2 separate regions of the Homo sapiens genome follow, and region 2 is linked to region 1. A link is an interaction called in ENCODE POLR2A ChIA-PET data of the cell type or tissue named here. Cell type or tissue: Panc1. All regions are shown on one strand. Links, peaks and the distances in the headings refer to the core of each region. The heading gives the core; the rest is flanking DNA. Region 1 overlaps XKR7 (XK related 7). Region 2 overlaps TTLL9 (tubulin tyrosine ligase like 9).

The links. ChIA-PET counts read pairs that join two places held together with the same protein. Peaks named below come from ENCODE experiments on the same cell type or tissue, not always from the same donor. Only the 100,000 strongest peaks of a DNase experiment are listed, where the experiment ranks them.
Region 2: POLR2A ChIA-PET joins it to region 1 with 13 read pairs; 2 of 35 experiments call an interaction of 5 or more read pairs at or near these places.

The regions. Positions count from the first base shown.
Region 1 is chr20:31,985,539-31,997,474 of GRCh38, forward strand. XKR7 (XK related 7) reads left to right here. Exons shown (of 3, transcript NM_001011718.2): 2 at 9,530-9,732; 3 at 10,967-11,936. The coding sequence ends at 11,919. Among named protein-coding and RNA genes, the nearest start is that of CCM2L, 19 kb to the right of the region's middle. RefSeq lists a silencer at 2,479-2,679 and enhancers at 2,549-3,383, 3,384-4,217. In Panc1, for the core only: no CTCF peak of the experiment used is centred there; a DNase peak (open chromatin) is centred at 2,393; H3K27ac peaks cover 5,600 bases.
Region 2 is chr20:31,922,805-31,930,804 of GRCh38, forward strand. It overlaps TTLL9 (tubulin tyrosine ligase like 9), which reads left to right. Exons shown (of 15, transcript NM_001008409.5): 8 at 159-249; 9 at 2,205-2,245; 10 at 3,245-3,287. Among named protein-coding and RNA genes, the nearest start is that of PDRG1, 25 kb to the right of the region's middle. RefSeq lists an enhancer at 848-967. In Panc1, for the core only: no CTCF peak of the experiment used is centred there; no DNase peak of the experiment used is centred there; H3K27me3 peaks cover 895 bases.

The DNA of each region.
Region 1 (11,936 bases), core at 2,384-10,383:
AAAAGACACAGACAGACAGACCACCAAGTGGACCTAGCATCCAAGACACAGACAGACCACCGAACAGATCCAGTATCCAAAGCACAGACAGACAGACCACCAAGCAGACCCAGCATCCAAGACACAGACAGACCACCAAGTGGACCCAGCATCCAAGACACAGACAGACAGACTACCAAGCAGACCCAGCATCCAAGACACAGACAGACAGGCAGACTACCAAGCAGACCCAGCATCCAAGACACAGACAGACAGACAGACAGACAGACAGACTACCAAGCAGACCCAGCATCCAAAACACAGACAGACCACCAAGCGGACCCAGCATCCAGACACAGACAGACAGACAGACAGACAGACTACCAAGCAGACCCAGCATCCAAAACACAGACAGACCACCAAGCGGACCCAGCATCCAGACACAGACAGACAGACAGACAGACAGACTACCAAGCAGACCCAGCATCCAAGACACAGACAGACAGACAGACAGACTACCAAGCAGACCCAGCATCCAAGACACAGACAGACAGACCACCAAGCAGACCAAGCATCCAAGACACAGACAGACCACCAAACAGATCCAGCATCCAAGGCACAGACAGACAGACAGACAGACCACCAAGCACACCCAGCATCCAAGACACAGACAGACAGACAGACCACTAAACAGATCCAGTATCCAAGGCACAGACAGACAGACCACCAAGCAGACCCAGCATCCAAGACACAGACAGACAGACCACCAAGCAGACCCAGCATCTGAGACACAGACAGACAGACCACCAAACAGATCCAACATCCAAGACACAGACAGACAGACCACCAAGCAGACCAAGCATCCAAGACACAGACAGACCACCAAACAGATCCAGCATCCAAGGCACAGACAGACAGACAGACCACCAAGCACACCCAGCATCCAAGACACAGACAGACAGACAGACCACTAAACAGATCCAGTATCCAAGGCACAGACAGACAGACCACCAAGCAGACCCAGCATCCAAGACACAGACAGACAGACCACCAAGCAGACCCAGCATCTGAGACACAGACAGACAGACCACCAAACAGATCCAACATCCAAGACACAGACAGACAGACCACCAAACAGACCAAGCATCCAAGACACAGACAGACAGACCACCAAACGGATCCAGTATCCAAGGCACAGACAGACCACCAAGTAGACCCAGCATCCAAGACACAGACAGACCACCAAGCAGACCCAGCATCCAAGACACAGACAGACAGACAGACAGAGAGACAACCAAGCAGACCCAGCATCCAAGACACAGACAGACAGACCACCAAACAGATCCAGTATCCAAGACACAGACAGACAGACAGACAGACCACCAAGCCGACCCAGCATCCAAGACACAGACAAACAGACGACCAAGCAGACCCAGCATCCAAGGCACAGCAGACAGACAGACCGCTAAACAGATCCAGTATCCAAGGCACAGACAGACAGACCACCAAGCAGACCCAGCATCCAAGACACAGACAGACAGACCACCAAACAGATCCAGTATCCAAGGCACAGACAGACCACCAAGTAGACCCAGCATCCAAGACACAGACAGACAGACCACCAAACAGACCCAGCATCCAAGACACAGACAACAGACCTCAAAGCGGGCCCAGTATCAAGACACAGACACACAGACCTCCAAGAGGACCCAGTATTAAGACACAGACAGACAAACAGACCACCAAGCAGACCCAGCATCCAAGACACAGACAGACAGACCACCAAACAGATCCAGTATCCAAGGCACAGACAGACCACCAAGCAGACCCAGCATCCAAGACACAGACAGACAGACCACCAAGCAGACCCAGTATCCAAGGCACAGACAGACCACCAAGTAGACCCAGCATCCAAGACACAGACAGACAGACCACCAAGCAGACCCAGTATCCAAGGCACAGACAGTCCACCAAGTAGACCCAGCATCCAAGACACAGACAGACAGACCACCAAACAGACCCAGCATCCAAGACACAGACAGACAGACCACAAAGCGGCCCCAGTATCAAGACACAGACACACAGACCTCCAAGAGGACCCAGTATTAAGACACAGACAGACAGACAGACCACCAAACAGATCCAGCATTCAAGACACAGAGAGACAGATCACCAAGTGGACCCAGTATCAAGACAGACAGAAAAGCAGACCTCGTATTCACAGGATAGACAGGCTGTCTGGCATCCAGGGGACAGAGACTGAAGCTCCTGGCCTCTAAGGGCAGGCAGACAGGCTGACCCAGGATCACAGGGTCAGACCAATAGGACATAGTATCTGAGAGACTATGTGACCCACAGTCCAAGGGACAGGATTCCAGGATTTTGGAACTGAGCCAGGGACTGAGCCAGGATTCCAGGGCGAGACTGACTGACTAACAGACTCCTGACAGAAATGCAGGAATGGTAAATAGGCTAGCCCTGCATTCAAGGGACAGACACAATAGACAGGCTGATCTGAGCCACAGACAGAGACAATGACTCAGGATCTGAGGTCAAAGGGATGGGTCCAGGCTTGGGCCCAGGTTTGACTGTCTGAATGGACTGAGGTGCAGGCCAGAAACTCTGACCTAGAACCAGAGACTTGGGGTGACTCAGGAACGAAGAACAGGAGAGAGATGGGGTGATGCAGACGTTGCCAGAAGCTTCCTGGCTTCTCAAGAACATGGGATCCCCTCGTCCTTTTCCCCTCCTGCCCATTAGAGAGCAGCCCCCAAACTCTGGGGGACTGGGGGACACTGGAAATTTCCCGTGAGGAGGGTAGGATGGGCCTGGGGAGAAGGGAATGAGCTCCTATTCATTTCTCGATCCTGCCACCTGTTCACAGAGGCAGTGGGGTTCAGAAGAGACAGGTTTTTGGGTCCCTGACAGGAGGGATTTCATACTCTAGCTTCTACTCTTCTCTCTAGGTGTGGCCTTTTTGCTCCCACTTGTACACTTTTGAGATGTACACTCATCTGCTCTTCCAGTTTCTTCCCGGACAAGCTTCTTCTCTGAGCACAAGACTGGGGGTCAGTAAGTTAGATTCCAAATAGACTGAGGGCCTCTGTTTCCTCATCTATGAAATGGGGACAGCAGAAGTTGCGTGTTAGGTTAACAGCATGGACTACAGTGTCTGGCTCACTTCAGGCTTCACGCAGTTCAAGCCTGAGAGCTGTTAGAGAAAGTGAGGCCTAACTGGGCTAGAGGGGCATCAGAGAGGGCTTCCTGTAGGAAGAAGGTCAAGAATGAGTCAGCGAGGGCAGGAGGAGCCTGTGAGGTGTCCTGGCTCTTTGCAACTTCAAGCAGAGAAACCCCAGAGCCCTGTAAGGTCAGGAGGGAGATGCACACAGATACTCACATGTATTCATTCAGCAAATAGTCAGTGCCTACTCAATAATGCATCAGTGCCTATTCTACAGGCACTGATGCTGGGGACACAGGGGTGATCAAGACAGACGAGATCCCTGCCCTCATGGATTCACAGTGGGAGAATGGAAAATAAATAAATAAACGGTGATTTCATAGTGTAGGTTAAGATGAAAATAAGACAGGGGGTGTGGTAGACTAGAGTGAGTTGGCAAGGGTGGCCTGGGAGGCCTCTCTGAGAAGGTGTGAGCTGATGAGGAGCCAGCCATGGGAGGATCTGGGAAAGGGGTATTCCAGGCAGAGCAAGTGCAGACGTCCTGAGCCAGGGACAAGTCTGGCTGAGTTTTAGGACACCCCCCCCCCAGCGCATCTGGAGTGTCAGGAACAAGTGGGACAGTGGTTTGAGATGAGGTGAGAGAAACAGGCAGGGCCAGATGGTTTAGGGCCTGCACGCCGAGGGGAGAAGCGTGGGTTTTATTCCAAGTGTGATGGGAGGCCCTTGGAAGGCTTTGAGAAGGGGAATGACATGATCTGACAGGTTTTAAAAATATCCTGCTGGTTGCCATGTGGAGAATGGACTGTAGGGAGGCAGGAGTGGATGCGGGCAGCCACACAGAAGGCTGACGTGGTCACCCAGGCAAGATGACTGTGGCCTGCACAGGTGGTAGCAGAGGAGACATGGACAGACTGGGGATTTTGTTGTTTTTTAGTGATGGACTCTCACCCTGTCACCCAGGCTGGAGTGCAGTGGTGCAGTCATGGCTGACTGCAGCCTCGAACTCCTGGACTCAAGTGATCTTCCCACCTCAGCCTCCTGAGTAGCTGGGACTACAGGCACACGCCACCACATCGGCCAATTTTTAAATGTTTTGTAGAGATGGGGTTTCTCTGTGATGCCCAGGCTGGTCTTGAACTCCTGGGCTCAAGTGATCCTCCCGCCTTGGCCTCCCAAAATGTTGGGATTCCAGGCATGAGCCGCCACACCTGGCCTGGGGATAATTTTGGAGAAGATCAGATGTACACCACCCCCAATCTGGATTCCCTTCCCTGAGGTGTGGTGTTCTTCCCTTGGGTGAAGATCAGCTTCTTTCAACTTCATTTCAAATAGAGTGGGATGTGGGATAGGGTGGACTTCCTAGAGGAGGTTTCAAGAGAGGTTGCCTGGTGGTGAGGAGGAGCCAGCGGCCCCTGCCCAGTGTATGCTACTCCCTCTATGGACACCCTTTATAGTTTATAAACTATTTTTAAATTCATTGCGTGTGTGTGTGTGTGTGTGTGTGTGTGTGTGTGTGGAAACAGGGACTCACTGTGTTGCCCAGACTGGTCTCAAACTCCCCGGTTCAAGAGATCCACCTACCTCGGCCTCCCAAAGTGTTGGGATTACAGGTGTGAGCCACTGCACCCTGCCCCATCACACTCATTTAATGCTCACAACAAGGAGGAAAATAAAGCTCAGAGAAGTGGAGAGACTACCCAAGGTCACACAGCAGGTCTGGGACAGGGCTGGGAATCAAACCCACATGCCAGCCATTGCTACCTTTCCTCCCTCATCCTTACCCCAGTGGCTATGTGTAAGCAGAATGGCAAGTGCCATTCCCATTTTAGAGAAGGGAAACTGAGGGCCAGGGAAATTAGGTTGCATGTCCTGGGCAGGACTGTTTTAAGACCTTTGTGGGCACCACATCTATCAAGCATATTAAAATGCAGCTACATCAAACATCCCATGTAAATTATATATGACTAGATAAAAGCCAAATTGTAGTTGACTGGCTGACATCATGTTCTGTTTTGCACACATTTAATTAAACATTTATTAATTTTGATTCTGTAGTTTTTCCCTGTGTTTTGGAGCCAATTTTTTTTTTTCAGGCTTCAAACATTTCCCTAGGCCCATGAAAATCTCACAGGCCCTTGGCAGAGAGCTTTTCGTGCTGGCTGGAAGGAACAGCCACAGTTTTGCTCCTGTTGCCAAAAGGGGCAGAGCGAGGCAGAACCCAGGCCTTTTATCCCCAGACCACAGTGTGGTCTTTCCACACTCCCCACTGACCCCACATTCCTGGTACTCAGAGCCCTCCTCTCTTCTCTTCCTCCATCCCTGCTCCTGCCCACTGTGGCCCTGGGCTGTGTGAGCCCTTTGTCTGTGGTTAGCTAGGAGCTGGCAGAGGAGGGGGCAGGAGTGGGCAGGGAGGTGGGCAGGTGGCCCGTCAGGTAGTGATGGATGCTGGCCAGGGGCCAGGGCCTCTCTCATGCTGACCCGGGCCCGGAAACAGATGGTCTTCCAGCCTGAGAGAAACTTCCAGGGTGTCACCTTCCCCCAACTCCCCAGGCCCCTTCACATTGGACCAGCTGGTCTCTCCTTCCTAGTCAAAGCCAGAGCCATGGGAAGGGGAAGGGAATGTGGCGGCAGTGGGGATGGAGGCTAGGAAAGACGGCCTGTGTTCTAGGCCCTCAGAAGTTCTAAGGGCCATCTTGGTTTCTCCCCCAGCCCCCACCTCTGGCCATCTCCAGATCTCTCTCTGCCCTTCCTGTATCCCATGCCTTAGCTCAGCCCTGTAATTTCAGACCTGGACCAAACCCCATCCTCTCCTGGCTTTCCTCCAAGCCAGCCTCCACAGCAAGCTTTCTAAGCCACTGAGCCAAGCTCATCACCCCTGATTCTGGGATGGCATTCAGATAGAGAATAAAATCTGAACTCTTCAGTCCAGAATTTCATGCCCTTCACAATTCTAGTCTCCTTATGTCCCTGCCCATTAAAACCCCTTGTCCAGGCCCAGCAAACCTCTGGCCATTCCCCTAAAATGCCAAATTCTTTCAGGCCTCTGAGCCTTTGCTTCAGCTGATTCTCCCACCTGGAATGACCTTCCATCTCTTGTGTGCCTTCAGATGCCAACCCATGCTTTAAAACTGAGATCAGGCCAGGCGTGGTGGCCCACACCTGTTATCCCAGCACTTTGGGAGGCTGAGGCGGGTGGATCACCTAAGGTCAGGAGTTTGAGACAAGCCTGACCAACATGGAGAAACCCCGTCTCTACTAAAAATACAAAATTAGCCAGGCATGATGGCGTATGCCTGTAATCCCAGCTACTCGGGAGGCTGAGGCAGGAGAATCGCTTGAACTCTGGAAGCGGAGGTTGTGGTGAGCCGAGATCACACCACTGCACTCCAGCCTGGGCAACAAGAGCGAAACTCTGTCTCAAAACAAAACAAAACAAAACAAAAACAAAAACAAACAAAAAAACTGAGATCAAATGTTTCTTCCTTCCAAGGCATCTTATAGCATTATTTCACTTCCTATCTTGTCTCTCTTCCATGGGACTGGGAGATACATATGGGCACACAGCCTGGCACAGAGCAGGTGGTCAGAATCCACCTGCTACATGAATGAATCATTCTGGCTGCAGGGATCCTTATGTGTGGGGTAAGCAGGAGTCCAGAAAATGGAAGATACAGGGAGACAAATTTCTGCTTATCAGAAGAAATACAATCCAGACCTGGAGCTGCTCAGAAGCTGAGGTCCCTGTCCTGGGGAGCGTGTGAGCAGTGAGTGTAGATGCAGCAGGCTGAGGTCCCTGTCCTGGGCAGCGTGTGAGCAGTGGGTATAGATACACCAGGCTGGAAATGACTGAAGGAATTCCAGCATGGCACAGGAGAGTTGGACAGAGGGGGCTTTGCATTTCCAGAGTCAGCTTCTGAGGGAACAGCCCCCTTACCCATCCTGGCTGCCAATCCTGTCATGTGTTATGTTGATGGTGTGTTTATGCCATAGACTGATGCCAGGATGACCCAGGGATGGGGAGGAGGGTCCTAAATGGGATGTTCCTGGCCTCATTTTGCAGAGAGAGTCCCAGAATATTCACTCTGAAAGGATCTCCAGAGTCATCAAACTCATCCCTTTCATTGGCAGATGGAGAAACTGAGGCTTTGAGAGGGCCACACAGCTGGTAAGACCAGTATACTCATTTGAGGAAATTTGGTATCAGCTGGCCCCACATCCAGGGAGAACTGTGACTTCCTCCCTTGGGCTGTGAATAGAGTGAGTCCCCTGGTTCCCAAACAACATCCTGGAAATGCCAGCGCTTCACCCTGGGAATAGACCCCAAATCTCTGGCTCCCCAGTTTCAGATCCAGGCAGCGGGGTCAGAGAATCTGTGTAAGGGTTCCCCCTCCACACACACACACACACACACACACACATACACATACACACACACACCACCCCCAGTTTCCTGGGAAAGCCACTTTTGGAAGAGTCCTCTGGTTTGCAGCAAAGAGTGTGCCTGCCCCGTGAATCAGAGAGTTTGGGGAGCCGGCGGGAGTAGGGGGCGCTGGGAAGGTGGCAGGGTCTGTAGCTGCAGGAGTAGAGCTTCTGGGCAAGGAACCAGGGCAGAAGGGAAATCAGACCCAGAGATCTGTGTGGAGAGTTCCCCTCTCACCCTACATGGGCACTGTACTTCATAGTGTGCAAAGTTTCTTTTCATTCATTTAATCCTCACCGCCACTTTGGGAGGGATTAACTAGGGCTCAGAGAGGGTCTTGCTCAAGATCACACAGTAAATTAGAAGCAAAGTGGGATTGATCTCAGGACTTCAGAGTCCCTTCTATACCCCCTATAGGGTTACTAGAGTTCCATTCAGTTCAACAAGCCTGCAGTCGTGTTTCATTCATTCAGCCCATATAGATTAAGCACACTTTCATTCATTCAGCCCATATAGATTAAGCACCTACTGTGTGCTAAGAACTGAGGATGCAGCACTTAGCAAGCCAGCCTAGTCATTCTCCAGGTACTCACAGCATGGGGGAGATGTGCACATAACCAGGCAGTTACAACCCACTGTGACAAGTGCTAGCTAGATTAGACGGAAGCCTGGGAGAGGCCCTTACCCTAGGTGGAAGGTGGTCAGCGGAAGCTTTATGGACAAAATTGTGTTCAAAAGCTGAGCCTTGGAAGAAAAGCAAGAGTCATCCCGGGTTGGGGCCGGGATGGGGTTAGGGGATAGGGCAGGGTGTTTTAGGGAGAGGAAACAATAGGTACAATTCCTCAGCAAGGAGGGAGAACATTGTGAGCTCTGGCTCTGTGACCTGTGCAGAGTGGCCAAGAAGAGCCGGAGTTTGTTGGGAGAAGTGGCATGAGAGGAAGCAGCAGTTTCAGATGCCAAGGAAAAGTGTCTGTGAGCACCTTCCTTGCACCCTGGGGTGAGAGCTGGGCACTGAGCTGTGAGGATCTCACCTCATCTGGGCACTGAGAAGGGAACAGGCCAGGGAGCTGCTGGTGGCAACAGAACCGGGGCTGGCACCAGGCAGTAGGGACTGTTCCTGGAAGGAACCTATGTGAGCAAAACTTTTTATGGTTTACAGTCAGAGGCAGTGTTGTCTAATGGTTAGAGTGCCGGCCCTGAGGCCAGAATGGCTGGGTTTGTGTCCTGGTTCTACTGCTTCCTAGCTGTGTGACCTTGGATAAATGACATATCTCTCTGGGTCTCAGTTTGCTCACCTACAAAATGGGAATTGGGCCGTGTGCGGTGGCTCATGCTTGTATTCCTAGCACCCTGGGAGGCCAAAGCAGGATGATCACTTGAGATGAGGCCAGGAGTTCAAGACCAGCCTGGGCAACATAGCCAGAAAAAAATTTAAAAATTAGCCTGGTGTAGTGGTACATGCCTGCAGTCCCAGCTACTTAGGAGGCTGAGTCGGGAAGATTCCTTGAGCCCAGGAGTTTGAAGTTGCTGTGAGCTAAGATCGCACCACTGCACTCCAGCCTGGGTGACAGAATGAGACCCCATCTCTAAAATAAAACAAAGTAAGGGTCGGGTAACAGGGCTATTGTAAGCTCAGCGCACTCCAAGGTGTCAGTAACCCTCCAAAGAAAGCACGCCCCAACCGTTATAGGAATAAGGGCGATACCGCTGTTGTATTAAAGGCTTTATTTACTTAGTGCCAGTCCTCTCTCTAAGCTAATGAGTCCATTCAGTGCTCCTCAACAGCAGCCTCATAAGGTGATCCTTTCGAAATGCCCATTTCACAGCTGAGGAAACAGGCTCAGCGTAGGGAGTGACTTGCCCCCTGCGCCTGTGGGCGGCTCGGGGCTGGTGCGACAGAGCGAGAGGAACCAGCGCGCGGGAGCCTGAGCACCGCGTCCTTCCCGCAGGTACCTGCGCGCCCTGTACCTGGGGCTGCAGAGCCGCTGGCGCGGGGAGCGGCTGCGGCGCCACTTCTACTGGCAGATGCTGTTCGAGAGCGCCGACGTGAGCATGCTGCGCTTGCTGGAGACCTTCCTGCGCAGCGCGCCGCAGCTAGTGCTGCAGCTCAGCCTGCTGGTGCACCGCGGTGGCGCGCCCGACCTGCTGCCGGGTGAGCCCGCCCCTTCACCCTCTGCGCCTGGGACCACCCCACCGGGCCTTTCTCCCTGCTTCAGGCTCCCTGGGGATGCCCTGTGGGCTTCCCCACCCCAGCTCAGGGCTCACTCAGTCAGGGTTTAGGGAGGCCTGCCCCTTCTACCCTCACCACCCTCCAGGCCTCTCGAGACCCCCGCGTCCCCTTCGATGGCCCACTTATACTCAGAGTGAGGAGGGACCTGGCCCCTCCACTCCCTCGACACCCATCAGCCCCCCTGGGCGCTCCTGCCCTCCTCCCTTCCCCGTTGCCAGAGCCAACCAAACCCCATCTCCCACCCAAACACCTTAGACCCTCTGGGGAATCCCCTGCCCACTTCCTTCCCCAACCTGATCCCAGCCTGCATCTCCTGGGGACCCCCTGCCTCATAGACCTGGCCAATCACCATCAGTTTCCAGAGAGCCTACCCCTTCACTGGGGGGCCCCGGGGGGCCCTCCCAGGCCTAGTCCTGGCACCCATCCCCTCCTCCTCCCTACAGGCCCTGTTAATTTCCCACCTTGCCCCTTCCATAATGACAGAGCCCCTCAATATCAGAGAAAAACCGCATCCCCCTGTCTCCCTGAAGCACTCCGTGCTCTCCCAACCTAGTCCCTGCCCAACCCATCCTCAGTGTCCCAAAAGACTATCACCACCCCTCATGGCCCTGGGGACCCCTTGCCCAGTTACGGGGTCCCAATCACAACGCTTCCCACCTTGGGTCTCCCCATCCCCGCCCCTCAGCTCTGCTCAGCTCAGCTCTAGATATTCCTCTCCATGCCCGGCCTCCTCCTGGTGGCCCACGACTTCTAATGGCCCCCTCCTGGCAGCTCCACACCCTAATCATGACCTCCTCTTCACCTCCTCTTCCACTCCCAGAGTCCCGGACCCTCATTTCCCACCCTCCCACCAAGACCCCTGAATCCTAACAGCCCCACACCAGAGTCCTAGATGGAGGCCAAACCCCCATCTTCGTCTCCCTTTATGCTCCCACCCTACAGAAGTACCCAGTCCCGTGCACCCTCACCACACCTCTTCATGGCTCTTGAAGCTCCCCACCTCCCAGACCTTCCCCACACCCCTGCTGATCCACAGCTCCTTTCCTCACGCCTCTTCAAAACCCAGCTCCTGACCCAGAACCCTCCGCCTCTCCCCAGACCCCAACCCGAGCCCGCCCCTAACCCAGCCCACCCCGCCCCTGCCCTGTCTCCACAGCCCTCTCCACCTCCGCCTCCCTCGTGTCTCTGGCCTGGACGCTGGCCTCCTACCAGAAGGTGCTGCGGGACTCGCGGGACGACAAGCGGCCGCTGTCCTACAAGGGCGCCGTGGCACAGGTGCTGTGGCACCTGTTCAGCATTGCCGCCCGCGGCCTGGCCTTCGCGCTCTTCGCCAGCGTCTACAAGCTCTATTTTGGCATCTTCATCGTGGCCCACTGGTGCGTCATGACCTTCTGGGTCATCCAAGGGGAGACGGACTTCTGCATGTCCAAGTGGGAGGAGATCATCTACAACATGGTCGTGGGCATCATCTACATCTTCTGCTGGTTCAACGTCAAGGAGGGCCGCAGCCGCCGCCGCATGACCCTCTACCACTGCATCGTCCTGCTGGAGAACGCCGCGCTCACCGGCTTCTGGTACTCCAGCCGCAACTTCTCAACCGACTTCTACTCGCTCATCATGGTCTGCGTAGTGGCCTCCAGCTTTGCGCTGGGCATATTCTTCATGTGTGTCTACTACTGTCTCCTGCACCCCAATGGGCCCATGCTGGGTCCCCAGGCACCTGGTTGCATCTTCCGTAAGGCCTCAGAGCCCTGTGGCCCACCCGCTGACGCCATCACGAGTCCCCCCAGGTCCCTGCCAAGGACTACAGGTGCTGAGCGGGATGGGGCCTCGGCGGGAGAGCGTGCAGGGACCCCCACCCCACCTGTCTTCCAGGTGCGGCCTGGCTTGCCTCCCACACCAGTGGCCCGCACCTTGCGGACAGAGGGGCCTGTCATCCGGATTGACTTGCCTCGCAAGAAGTACCCGGCCTGGGATGCTCATTTTATTGACCGCCGGCTCCGGAAGACCATCCTGGCACTGGAGTACTCCTCACCTGCCACGCCCCGGTTGCAGTACCGGAGTGTGGGGACTTCCCAGGAGCTGCTGGAGTATGAGACCACAGTGTAGGCTACAGTGTCCCAGCA
Region 2 (8,000 bases), core at 1-8,000, 65 kb before region 1:
CAGTTTCTAATCTGTGAAATGGAAATAACATTAGTACTTACCTGACAGGGTTGATTTAAAGATTCAGTGAGCTACCCAAAGTAGTGTCTAACAGAATACCTAGTACACAGGAAATGTTCCATAAATAAATGTTCAATTATTATTATTATTACAACTAGGACACAAGAAGCTCTGACGACCAGAAAGATGATATTCCCGTGGAGAACTATGTGGCTCAGCGTTACATTGAAAATCCTTACCTGATAGGAGGTGAGATGGCTGTGTCTGCTCCTGCTCTTCCATTGCATGGTCATCAAACAGTCAGTCAACAAGCTTTGACCAGCAGCCTGCCAAGGGCCCAGCCTGACACCAGGCATGAAGGGATGCATGGAAAGAGATGGGTTCTGCAGTCTCCCACCTCCTAGCCATTGCCTGTACAGTTCCCTCTGCCCGGCATGTCCATTCCACTCCCTTCTTGGTTCAGAAAAATTCTCCTCCTTTAAAAACCAACTTATTCATGCGTTTATCCAACAAATATTATAAAGCACCTACTTGGTGGCAGCACTGCCCTGAATACTGGCTGCCCCTCACCCTGCTCTCCTGGAGCTTACACCTGTGATGAGCAGGCTGCAATAAACCAGAATACAAACCACAGGACGGTCCCATGCAGTGCTGGGTGCTATGAAGTCAGTCAAGCAGGGCAATGGGACAGAGAGTGACATGGGGGCCAGGAGGTGGACATGTGAGCTGAGACCTGAGTGACAACTGGGAGTCACTGTGGGTAGATTTGGAGGGAGAGAAATGCAGGGAGGAGGAATCACAAGGGCAAAAGGCCCTGAGGTGGAACCCAGCCTCCTCCCCGCAAGCTTGGTGGGTTTCCCCAGGCGGGCCAACATCTGCTTTTCTCACTCGGGCTCTGGGAACTGCAGGCACATCAGGCATGCCTGACATCATTGCAATAGCGTTAATGCCAGTTGTCTCCTCCCACGTCCTCTGGCAATTACCTTCCCCAGGGGGCAGCCCCTGGGCCTCTTCTCCTCTCTCCCCCACAGTGACCCCATCCTGTCTGTGGCTTAAACACCACCCAAAGGCCAGTGACTCCCAGCTTTCTGTCCCCAGCCGAGACCTTGCCCCTGAACCCCAGATCCTTATGTCCAGCAGCCTGTGACATCCGTCTTGGGCATCTGCCAACCACTCAAACCCAACACATCCCAAATTCTGCCCTCCCATCCCCCCACCATGCCTCAGCTTCTCTAGGGGACACAGCTAGAAGCCAGGAGCCATTCTGGGTGTGTCCCCCTTCCCCTTCCACATCTGGTTCTCACCAAGCTCCCACAAGCTCTGGAATCTGGCCATTCCTCTCACCTCCACCCCGGGCCTGGCCACCATCCTCTTCCTCCTAGACAACCACGCCCGCCCCCTCACTGGTGCCTGCCGCTGCTCTGCCCACTTCACTCCACCCCAACGTGGCAGCCAGAGAGGAGACACCCTTCCATGGCTTCCCATGGATTGTGAGACAAAACCCCAAAACTGCATGGGACCTGACCTCTGCCAGCCTAACTGACCTCATCTCCTTCCACTCTGCCCTTGGCCCAAGCTCTTTCCCCCTCCAGACTGTTCTCGCAGTTCCTTCTGCCCAAGATCCTGCACCACTCTGGGCTGGGCAGGCACCTTGTCTCCATGAAGGTCACCACTCCCCATGGGGGTCTTTGACCACTGAGTTTCAAGACTTTCCCCCAAGTTGACCCCCACGCACCCCTCCCCCACCTCCCATTATTCTCTCTTTATACCTTGTGCGTTTTTTTTGTTGTGTTTTTTTGAGACCATGTCTTGCTCTGTCACTCAGGCTGGAGTGCAGGGTCACGATCATAGCTCATGCAGCCTCCATCTCCTGGGCTCAAGCGATCCTCCTGCCTCAATCTCCAGAGTAGCTGAGACTACAGATGTGCACCACCATGCGAGGCTAATTTTTTTGTAGACACAGAGTCTCACTATGTTGCTCAGGCTGGTCTTGGATTCCTGGCCTCAAGCGATCCTCCTGCCTCAGCCTCCCAAAGTGTTGGGATCACAGGCATGAGGCACCGCGCCTAGCCCCTTGTGTAGTTTCAGCAGGAGCTTCATGAAGGCGGGGTTTCCTGTCTGTCCACTGCTATTTTCCCAAAACCTAGCACAATGTCTGACGATCAATATTTGTTGCACAAATTAATTTTTTCCTTGCCTGACAGGCCGCAAGTTTGACCTGCGTGTCTATGTGCTGGTGATGTCGGTGAGTAACAAAGGTGGGGGCCCTCCTCCAGCAGGGGTTAAAGGGTGGCTGGGCTAGGGAGATGGGGGGAAGAGGCCTGGGGGTACCTTGTGTGAGCTTGTCTGGTTTTATCTCTCCCTGGGAGATCCCCGAGGGACATCTAGGGATAGGGTGGGGGCAGGGAGACTTATCTGAGGTTTACCATCTTAGATGCCCCAAAGTCTAGATTTGCCCTCTCTCTGCCCTTCTTTATTCATTCGGTCATCCACAGCAGACATTTATTGAGCACCTACTAAGTACCAGGCCCTGGCACTTAGCAGGTTTTATCTCATTCAGGCCTCCTAATAACCCAGGGAGGCAGGTTCTATTATTATTCTCCCTTTACAATGAGGGAACAGATACAGAGGTTGTGTACCTTGCCCAAGGTCACACAGTTGGTGAGCAGCAGAGCTGGCATTCAAATCCAGGCAGCCTGGCCTCAGAGCCTACTCTTTTAACCAGGGAGTGGCTATATTCCCTCCACCCATTCATGCATTCCTTCATCCAGCCAATGTTCAAATCTTTTTGCTGGGCACAGGATACAGGGGTGTCCAAGACAGACTCCACCCCTGTTCTCCTGGACTTCACCTTCATTTTATTTCCTTCTGTATCCCCCTCCACCTGGGGAAAGGAGGGGATAGAATCAAAGAAGCCTGGTGTAAAAGCAGGTGCCTGAAGGATGATTTGGGAAAGACATAAGGGCACTCCGGGTGGAGGAAACGGTAGGTGCAAGAGCTAGGCGGTGTGAGAGTGCCTGTATATATTCCCTTTCCCTTCTCTCTCTCTCTTCCCACCTCTGCCTTAGTACATCCCGCTGCGGGCCTGGCTCTACCGGGATGGCTTTGCCCGATTCTCCAACACCCGCTTCACACTGAACAGCATTGATGACCAGTGTATCCTGGGATCCTGGCTAACCACCCCCGACACACCTACCCCTTCCCACACTCTGGCCAGTCCCAAGTGAACTCCTTTGTCCCACAGGTGTTTGCTGAATGCCTGCTGTGGTCTGGGCACAGGAGACAGGGTATGAGATAGGTCTGGTCCCTTCCCTCCGGGAGCTTCCAGTTTTGTGGGGGTGATTCCATGGGAGAGGCCAACTCTGCTCAGAGCAGCTCACTGCAAGCTGCTCTGCCTGATGATAGTTTTGGTGCTATGCCTAACATTCACATTTACTTATATTCCTAGGGTCGGACAGTTTTAGCCCCTTTGGAGAACATTTGCATCCTTTTATGTGCCTCTTTCTTCAGTGCCTAGTCATTGGCTCACTCATTCATTCAAGTACAATGCTATTTTCACCCATCCGATTGGCAGAGACCAAAAATTTGATAACACAGTGTCCTGGCGAGGCTGGGAGAATACATACGTTGCTGGCGGGATTGTAAATTGATTGGTATGACTCCTTTGAAGACAATCTAGCAAAGATCTGTTAAAAGACAAATGCACACATGCCCTGTGACCCAGCAATTCCTCTTCTGGGATTTTATCATCTTACAAGTACATCTGCGGTATAAGACAAGACAGGCTTCAAGGTCATTCACTGCACAGCCTTGTTTGTGAGAGAAAAAAATAGGGAACATTGAAATGAATGGCTCCTTTATACAGTGGAATACTATGAAGCTGTTAAAAAGGAATGGGGAAAGTGCTTTATGTACTGATATGAAACAATTTCCAAGATATATTGTTAATTGGGAAAAAACAAAGCATGTCTAGAACAGTGTTTGAAAGTATGTTCTCGTTCATGTTAAAAATTATATCTGGTCAGATGTGGTGGCTCACACCTGTAATTCCAGCACTTTGGAGGCTGAGGCAGAAGGATCACTTGAGGCCAGGAGTTCAAGACCAGCCTGGGCAACATAGTGAGATCCTGTCTCTATGAAAAAAATAAAAATAAAAATAAATTAGCCAGATGTGGTGTCACATGCCTGTACTCCCAGCTACCCACTCAAGTGAGGTGGGAGGATCACTTGAGCCCAGGAGTTCCAGGCTGCAGTGAGCTGTGATTTTGCCCCTGTATGCCAGTCCAGGTGACAGAGCAAGACTGTATGTCAAAAAAAAAAAAAATCTCTCTCTCTCTGTCTATATATATATGTTTGCTTATCTGTACATAGACAACTCTGGAAGAACAGACAAGAAGCTGGGTGCAGCGGCTCACACCTGTAATCCCAGCACTTTGGGAGGCCAAGGCAGGTGGATCACCTGAGGCCAAGAGTTGGAGACCAGCCTGACCAACATGGTGAAATCCCATTTCCACTAAAAGTACAAAATTAGTTGGGCATTGTGGCATCTGCCTGTAATCCTAGCTACTAGGGAGGCTGAGGCATGAGAATCCCTTGAACCTGGGAGGCGGAGTTTGCAGTGAACCGAGATCACGCCATTGCACTCCAGCCTGGGTGACAAAATAAGACTCTGTCTCAAAAAAAAAAAAAAAAAAAAAAAAGAAACTGGAAATAGATGTTGCCTTTGGGAAGAGAAATGTTAGTGGATACAGAGGTAGAAAGGAGATGTTTCCTTACACACATTTTGTGCATTTTAACTTTTGAGCCATGTGAATGTATTATCTGGTCAAAATAGACACATCAAAAGAAGTTTTAAAGATCTTTAGGCCTGAGCCTCAGAAGAAAAGAGGTAGACAATCCAGCAATATTTTGGAGGCAAATGGGCGGGACCAGATGACTTGCACATGGGAAAGATGGAAATGGGGGTGACGCTCCCCAGCTTCGGGTGTGGACAACCCAGCCAATGCTTTTAGCCCATTTGCATCTCTCTGCATTAATTTCCCCATTCAGTTGAGTGCGTGTCCAAGGTGATGCATGTGCATTGCCTGCATGTGAAACTGCGATTAGACCTTTCTGAGTATTTTTTGCAATTTGTTTTTTTCTATTTTGCCAACGTCAGCACTTCCAGTACGTTCATTTTATTTTGTAATTCTAACAAGCATTTATCATATGCAAGTCATCGAGTTTAGTTTAATTGCCACCTACTTTTTTTTTTTTTTAACTAAAGTTAAATAATACATGTAAAGCAGTTAGAACAGTGGCTGGCCCAGAGTGACCTCTCAGTAAATGTTAGTGGTCCTCCTCTCCCACTTAAAAATGTTTGCACAGCTCTGGGCATCATGGGGACTTTTTAAACAAATCAAGCCCTCTCCCGGGGCTAGTTTCTAGTTAATGAGGCTTTGCTGTTTTCACAGTGAGTAAATACACATTTTCCACCCCTTCTTTTATATTGTTTTAAATGTTTAATCTTGAAATATTAATAGAAAATAATTTTCTATAAATAGAAAACTGCAGGAAGGACTATAACAACCCATGCATTTACCATCCAGATTTAACAGATTAATATTTTACCACATTCGCATCAGATATTACATACTAACTTTTAAAATAATTTTGGATCACAAAATAATAAACATTTTTAACCTGACTTCATTATATATAATATATATAGTTTATACATAATTATTCAAATATATATTTGCATATAGTATATCTATACATACACTAAATACAAAAATATTCATTGAAACACTGTATATAATAGTATACAGTCATCACCCTTGATCCCTTAAATCTCCCTTGAGGGATGGTGAAATGAATGATAAAGCATCTATGTGATCTTGTGCATCTGTTGAAAGCAATGAGATAGGTCAAAATATCATGACATAGAAAGATATCTAAAACAGATGATTAAGTGAAAAACAAAATGTAAGATGGAGAACCTGGTATATTCATGTTCCCATTTTTGCCTTTAAGGAAGAATGTTTATGTTTAAGAAAAAGTATGAAAGGATGTTCGTGATTCACCAGTCTATCTTAGTGATTGATTGATTGACAGTTTCCTTCTCTGTTGCCCCCGATCGAGTACAGTGGTGGGATCACAGCTCTTTGCAGCCTTGAACTCCTGGGCTCAAGTGATCCTCCCACCTCAGCCTCCTGTGCAGCTGAGACCACAGGCACATGCCACTGTGCCTGGCTAACTTGTTTTTTGTAGCAATGAGTTCTCGCTATGTTGCCCAGGCTGGTCTCAAACTCCTAGGCTCAAGAGTGTGACCTTGATTCAACAGTTTGAATCCTCCCACCTTGATCTTCCAAGGTGCTGGGATTACAGGCGTGAGCCACCGTGCCCAGCCTCACTAATCTATTAACTCTGAAAACTGCAGAGAATTAGAACCAGGTCAGGAAACATTTATTTTAAACTTTATACATGTCTATTATGAATTGTTTCTACAATGGATAGGCCTTACTCTAATAATAAAATAATAAAACATTGAAAGGATATAGTTTTATAATAAAAGTGGTATAGCTCATGAAAATCAAATCAGAATATTCAGAACAGTGCAAAAAGAAAGAGAAACCTTCTCTAGGCATATTTTCTAGCAGAAACTTCTTACTATTTTGGTGTATTTCCTTCCAGGCTCATTTGTAGGGAATTTTGTTGTCATTCACCTTTTATATATAAATGATCCCATTGTATAAATACAACATTTTCTTGCACTAAACATTATCAGCAGTATTTTCCTTGTAGACTTTTTTTTTTTCATTAATGAAAATATTCCACTGAGTAGGTTTCCTGGTTTTCTAATCCCCCATGCTGCAGGCATTTGGGAAGTATTCAATTTCTTGCTATAGTGACACATAATGCTGCAAAGGAACATATTTCTTCATAAACCTTTTACAGTATTAAGATTTTTCCTTTGGATGGTGTCACAAAGATGTAAATACTGAGTCAAGCCCATCTGGCCAGATTGCTTCCCAGAAGAGTCCTTTTATCTTTTTACCCTCACTGGGTGTGGTGGCTCACGCCTGTAATCCTAGCACTTTGGGAGCTGAGGCGGTCAGATCACTTGAGGTCAGGAGCTTGAGACCAGCCTGACCAATATGGTGAAACCTGATCTCTACTAAAAATACAAAAATTAGCCAGGCATGGTGGCAGGCGCCTGTAATCCCAGCTACTCGGGAGGCTGAGGTAGGAGAATCACTTGAACCCGGGAGGTGGAGGTTGCAGTGAGCCAAGATTGTGCCACTGCACTCCAGCCTGAGCAACAGAGCAAGACTCTATCTTAAAAATAAATAAATAAAAATAAAATATTTTTACCCTCCTATTGACTGGTCCATTTCATCCCAACTCCCCAGTCCTGGGGACAATTGTTTTAAACAGCCATTTCTGAAACGACTGGGCATGTCTAGGTGAAGCAGATAGGGGCATTCATTATATGATTCTTGCAAATATTCTGTGAGTTTTGAAGTTTTCAAAATGAAAAGATTTTTTAAATGCAACTGACTTGATGAGGGAGCAGAATTTTGCCTTAGAATTAGCATTTCTTCCAATTTTCATTTTCCCCCATTTGCGTGCCTTTGAAATTATATATCTTCTATTACTAGGAACTTTGAGCTTTTTCCCAGATGGGGTCCTACCAGCTTTATTTTCTCTTTTATGTCTGTCCATATCCTTTACTTAGTAAATAAACAGTCATACATTTTATTGTTAATTCATGTGGGATTTTCATGTGACAGAAACAGACTATTGCATTTGCTACACATCTTTTCTGTGGTCACTGATTCTTTAATTTTTGCATTGACATCTGTTCATTTTTATTTTCACATGCTTGTCCATTGGTTTACTTGTCCATTGGTTTCCTCTGTGATTTTTACCATCATTTCTAAACTAAGAAAAGTCTTTTTCTCCTAAATATTTTGCAGTGAATCAGTTCTGTTTCTCTGTGGATTTATTTTGATTGT